2 separate regions of the Homo sapiens genome follow, and region 1 is linked to region 2. The links are chromatin contacts, found by Hi-C or POLR2A ChIA-PET in ENCODE. All regions are on one chromosome and are shown on one strand. Each heading gives the region's core, a stretch centred on a gene start or an enhancer-like site at or near the end of the contact. The rest is flanking DNA. Distances are from core to core; before and after follow the strand shown. Region 1 overlaps ABR (ABR activator of RhoGEF and GTPase). Region 2 holds the start of TRARG1 (trafficking regulator of GLUT4 (SLC2A4) 1 (gene/pseudogene)).

Evidence for each region. Hi-C counts contacts between places; a loop is a spot of excess contacts on that map. ChIA-PET counts read pairs that join two places held with the same protein, here RNA polymerase II (POLR2A). Pooled maps may share reads with other maps.
Region 1: POLR2A ChIA-PET joins it to region 2 with 11 read pairs in MCF 10A. The contact joins the enhancer-like site here to the promoter of TRARG1 in region 2. A Hi-C loop is called at or near these places in 1 of 168 maps with a recorded cell type or tissue (CD8-positive, alpha-beta T cell), 3 of 37 single-sample maps with no recorded cell type and 5 of 50 pooled maps. POLR2A ChIA-PET finds 5 or more read pairs at or near these places in 3 of 52 experiments (H1, MCF 10A and activated CD4-positive, alpha-beta T cell).

The regions. Positions count from the first base shown.
Region 1 is chr17:1,110,972-1,113,671 of GRCh38, reverse strand. All of the region lies in intron 2 of ABR (ABR activator of RhoGEF and GTPase), which reads left to right. Among named protein-coding and RNA genes, the nearest start is that of ABR, 68 kb to the left of the region's middle. Within about 2 kb of position 1,410, at least 2 of the 41 ENCODE cell types and tissues checked have a DNase peak (open chromatin) inside an H3K27ac peak, as active enhancers do.
Region 2 is chr17:1,278,271-1,280,970 of GRCh38, reverse strand. TRARG1 (trafficking regulator of GLUT4 (SLC2A4) 1 (gene/pseudogene)) reads right to left here and starts at 1,309. Exons shown (of 3, transcript NM_172367.3): 1 at 583-1,309. The coding sequence starts at 969.

The DNA.
Region 1 (2,700 bases), core at 161-2,660, 170 kb after region 2:
GGCACATCTGACGCAGCCAACGGGGAGTCACGGGAGGCTCCCTGGAGGAGGTGACGTTTAAAGTCGAATCTAAAAATAAGCAGTGGGCCAGGTGCCGTGTCTCACACCTGTAATCCCAGCCCTTTGGGAGGCCGAGGCGGGTGGATCACCTGAGGTCAGGGGTTCGAGACCAGCCTGGCCAACATGATGAAACCCCATCTCTACTAAAAATACAAAAATTAGCCGGGCCTGGTGGCGGGTTCCTGTAATCCCAGCTACTTGGGAGGCTGAGGCGAAAGAATGGGTTGAACCGAGGAGGCGGAGGTTGCAGTGAGCTGAGATCATGCCACTGCACTCCAGCCTGGGTGACAGAGCGAGACTCCGTCTCAAAAAAAAAAAAAAAAAAAAAAAAAATCGCAATAGGTGTTTCCATGTTATCCCTTCCAGAAAAGTGGCACCTCAGCTGCAGAGTTCTGACACTGCTCCCCTCCCCAGTACGGCCTTGCCCCTCCCTTGACACTGCCTTGGGAGTCAGTCACCAGGTCAATCTGTCCCTGAGACTGTCAGCTCCGCGAGGGTAGGCACGGGGTTCCCTGTCCATGGCTGCATTCCGATGCTAGCACACTGCCTGGTGCACAGCAGGCGGCTAACAAATGCTTGCTGATTGGGTCAGGCGGTTAACAACTGCTTGCTGATTGGGTCAGGCGTTAACAAATGCTTGCTGATTGGGTCAGGTGGTTAACAAATGCTTGCTGATTGGGTCAGGCGTTAACAAATGCTTGCTGATTGGGTCAGGCGTTAACAAATGCTTGCTGATTGGGTCAGGGAAGGAGGGAATGGAGGGTGGGTGTGGGGGAAGACTGTGGGGAGTCAACCATTGGAGACTGAGATTTAGACTTGATGGTGTCAGAAATCTCAGTGGCTGCGAAAGATTTCAAACAGTAGCTAGGTGTGGTGTGTGCTTATGCCCCTCACCCTCCATGATGCTGTTCAGCCCACTTCTCCAAGTTCATCTTCTGTCCTCTAGCAAGCAGCGCTTCTTAACCTGCCTTCCTTCCTCTCTTCCTTCCTTCCTTCCTCCCTCCCTCCCTCCCTCAAGACAGAGTCTGGCTCTGTTGCCCAGGCTGGAGTGCAGTGGTGCGATCATAGCTCATTGCAGCCTCCAACTCTTGAGCTCAAACGATCCTCCCACCTCAGCCTCCTGAGTACCTGAGATTTCAGGTGCGCCACTGCAACCGGGTTGCTGAAGCTGCTTAACCCTTTCCTTTCGGGCCTTCTCTTCTTTGCCTGGAAACCCTTCCCTATTTCCAGATGCTACTCAGAAGCCACTGTCCTGTGAAGCTTTCACTCTCAGGCAGCGTTAGTGCCACTGTCCTCCATCCCCAGGGTGGCTGGTAAACGAGAACACTGCCTCGTGTGTTCACACGTCCTCACCCCAGACGGATCGAGAGCCTGAGAACGGCAAGGGCCCCGTCTCCCAGCCTCGTATGTGTGCCATGCCAGGCCTTTTCTGGGTATGAATGAATGAATGAACAGACAGATGGACAGACAAGATCAGGAGCCAAAGTGGGGAAGTACGTGTGGTCGTGTGGGTGTAAGAGGCTCTAAAGCTTGGTGGGGTGGTGGCTTTGGCAAAGGAAAAGAAGAACCGAAGGACTTGGTAAAAGGGATGTGGGGGTTGAGGGAAGGAAGACTCGTAAGATGGCGGCCGCACTAACAGAAGTGGAAACCCGGAAGGGGAAGCTGTTTCAGAAGGAGGAAGGGTCCTTTGGTCCAGATGTGTGGAGTGGAAGGGCCGTGGCTGGGCTTCCAAGTGAGGAGACCCAGTGGCCGGGGCAGGTGCTAGACCTAGAGCCCAGCAAGACACCAGGGCTGCAGCTGGCAGCGGGCCACCACTGGCCTGGAAGGGAGAAGGGCTGCTTCTCTGGGGGAAGGGAGCAGAGGGCTGAGGCTGGGCCCAAGCAAGTGACTCCACATTTACAGGAGGCGGGAGAATGAAGGGCCAGCCTACACCAGAGAGTGGTCGGGGCAGTGCCTGCATCAACAGGGCAGCTGAGGGCTTGGAGAAACTCTAGACTGCAGAGGCCAAAGAGTCGGAGAGGGAGGCCTCTGGCTTTGGAATAAACCGTTTGGGGGGGCCTTTGAAGCAGGCTGCTTCTATGGAGAACATTAGGAGCCAGGCCGAGGCAGATGGAGTGTGGAGCTCAGGTCCAGGGCTGGCTCAGGGCATTTGTCAGGGAAGGGGAGGGAAGCTGTGGGGACTGGTGAGTCACTTCCCCTCCAGGGGGGCACCGAGGGCCTGTGAGTGGAGTCTGTGTCTGATGGAGGGGCACTCTCATTACTCACTGGAATTTCCAGCCACCGGGGACAGGGTGGAGTAGAGAGGCCCTGGATACTCAGGGAGTCACTTGTGTGGGGTTCAGGGATTTTGGGAAGAAGTGGGCGTCAGTCTCACCATGCCGTGTAGAGGTGTGGGGAACGGGGACGAGGATATCCTGGCAGACTTCCAAGGGCACCTCATGTCCTCTTGAGTGGAGGAAGGAACACAGCAGGGGCCTGTGGGGTTTTAGGCCCTTCTTCGTGTCACCTGCAGGTCTGACTCATGTGGGCAGCCCATGCCATGCACTTGGAGCCCGCCGGGCGGGAGACAGAAGAACCCGTGGTACCAGGCCCTGAGCTGGCATACTTGTGCCCTGGGGAATGCCAGGCCTGGTCGTTCCC
Region 2 (2,700 bases), core at 60-2,559:
CTCCACGCCTCGGGAGGAGCAGTCTGCCAGCTCTCCCCGCTTTGTGCGCCCCTCGGGGGAGCCTGGCCCCGGAGCCCTCAGGGTACGGCAGGGAAGCCGCTGCGACTCTTGGAAACCGGAGCCGGCAGAGGCTGGGAGCATGTCCAGGTGGCCTGGGAGGACACATGGGCGCTGGGACCCCCGTCCGGTGCAACCTCTGCTGAGACAGCCCCACTTGGCGATGACCCTTTGGGACCGCCCGTCCCTCCTAAAACAGCAAGACCCCCAGCCTGGCTATCTTTCTGCCCCGCGGGATGTATCGCCAGGCAGCTCCCTGAGGGCCCCTCCCCAGCAGACACAGGTGCAAAGTCGAGCTCTGATGCCCAGAAGCAGAGATGAGAGAACAGAGCAGGAGCTCTTCCAGCCCCGGGGCCCCTCTCTAAGAGGAAGGAGGAGGCCAGTGAGGAAAGGAGTCTTCCCCAAGCCCCCCACTCCCAGCTCTCTCTTCTCCACACCCTGGGCAGTGTTTGGTGCCTGCCTGGGGGAAACACCTGCCGACCCCTGGGCCCAGCCCCTGCCCCTGGAACAAAGACCAGCACTTACCATGATGGAAATGATGAGGGGGATGAGGTTGAGGGGCCAGACGGGGCAGAAGCAGGCGACGACGGCCAGGATGAGGTAATCTCTGGGGGCTTCTTGGTCTTGGGCATAGGAGGTGGTGGCGATGGAGGACGCCCTCCTTGAGCTGGCCCGGGAGGGGGACCGAGGCAGTGGGGCCTCCAGGTGCCCCTCGGAGATGGCCTTGAAGGGTAGGCCCTGGCTGTTCTGCTCCAGATCCAGAGGCCCCGAGAGGGTCTTGGACAGATTCAGGGTCTTGTCATCCTTGTTCTCTGCCTTGGTGAGGAGTATCTCCATCTCCGGCAGGTCCAGGAATGCGGCGGAGCCTGGCTCCTGTGCTGAAGGAAACTCGGACTGCACCGGGTGGGCCATGGGGGCCTGGGCCTTGCGCGGCTGCAGCTCCAGGCTGGGACAAGGGGCTCTGGAGGGACCTCAGCGCGCCATTCCCCAGCCCAGACTGAGGGCCTCCAGGTCGGGGGCAGGGGCGTCCCTCAGGAGACGGAGGGCCGGCTGGGTGCTGGAAGGGTTGGGCTGAGCTTCTCAAGCCAGCTGAGTTCAGAGGCTGGGGCCTGCCTGCTGCCCCCGCGGAGCTCCCAGAAAGACGCTGGAGCCTGCAGCTTTGTTCAAGTTTGAGGCCAACTTTGCTGGTGCTGCTGAGAGCACAGATGGGCAGGGAAGCAACGGAAAGCTCAGAGAGCAGAGAGAAGAATGCGCCTCTTCCCAGGGAGGCTCAGGCTCAGTCAGGGAGGCTGTGTGTGTGTGTGTGTGTGTGTGTGTGTGTGTGTGCGTGTGCGCACACGGCCTCCCTCCCTCTCCCCCTCCTTGGTGATGCTTTTCCTTTTCAATTCCCCTCTCCCCAGAGAACCACCCTGGCAGGATTTTGCCTCTGCCCCAGCCCAGCCCAGCCCAGCCCAGCTCTGCCCAGCCCAGCCCAGCCCAGCCCAGAGGGACTTGGGCCAGCCTCCGGTTTCTGTTGCAGCTCCAGGGCCTGCTCCTCTGGGCAGGGTCTCTGGATGGGGAGAAAGACACTTTGGGCCCCACAGGGATGTGTCTTCAGCTGTCCTGGGAACTGAGCCCTCCGCTGCTTCTTCCAAAGCAAGCGTGTACTTCTTTCTTTCTGTTGGGAAATGCTGGACCTTAGGGCCCCCTATTACATCCCACCCAGACCCTGACCCCCAACCGCTGGGAGCATCCAGGCCAAAGCCTGGCTCCCGACTCCAGAAGGGAAGGGGAGATGTGAGCACCAGGGTAGCCCCTGGATCCTGCCTGGACCCTGCATGGACCAGCAGGGCCCCATGAGTAGGTTTCTACGTAGCTCACCACCAGGTGGGGAAGAGGATAAGGGGGAGTGTTGGGTCCACCTCATGCCCATCAGAACGATTCTGGGGTGCTAAAGAGCCGGTGGCAGAGAGCCCCTAGGTCAGCTGCTCCGGGCAGATGCCAGCTCGGAAGGGCCTCAGGCTGTTTGTCCTATCGGATTCTCCTCCTTTGTTCTCTCTTAGGTTTTCTCCCTCTGTCTCTGCCTTCTTCTCTATCCTCGGCATCTCTTTCTATATTCCTGACGCCCCTCCTTACATTGTTTTACAAGTGTGATCTGGAGCCGCCACGGATGTGTGTGTGTGGTTTGAAAGTGGTTGTATGAAATAGTTTAAAATCCTACGATCAGGCGGGATGCCATGGCTCATGCCCATAAACCCAGCACTTCGGGAGGCCGAGGCAGAAGGACTGCTTTAGCCCAGGAGTTTGACACCAGCCTGGGCAACATGGCAAAATCCCATCTCTACAAAAAATACAAAAAATATATGGGCGTGGTGGTACATGCCTGTAATCCCAGCTACTTGGGAGGCTGAGGGAGGAGAATCGCTTGAGCCTGGGAGGTCCAGGCTGCAGTGAGCCGAGATCCTGCCGCACAGCTCAGTGGGAGATATGGGGCTGAAAGGACACCTGGAAATGAATAAGATTTGAAAACTCAGCCGGGCACGGTGACTCATGCCTGTAATCCCAGCACTTTGGGAGGCTGAGGCAGGTGGATCACTTGAGGTCAGCAGTTCGAGACCAGCCTGGCCATCATGGCAAAACCCTGTCTCTACTAAAAATACAAAA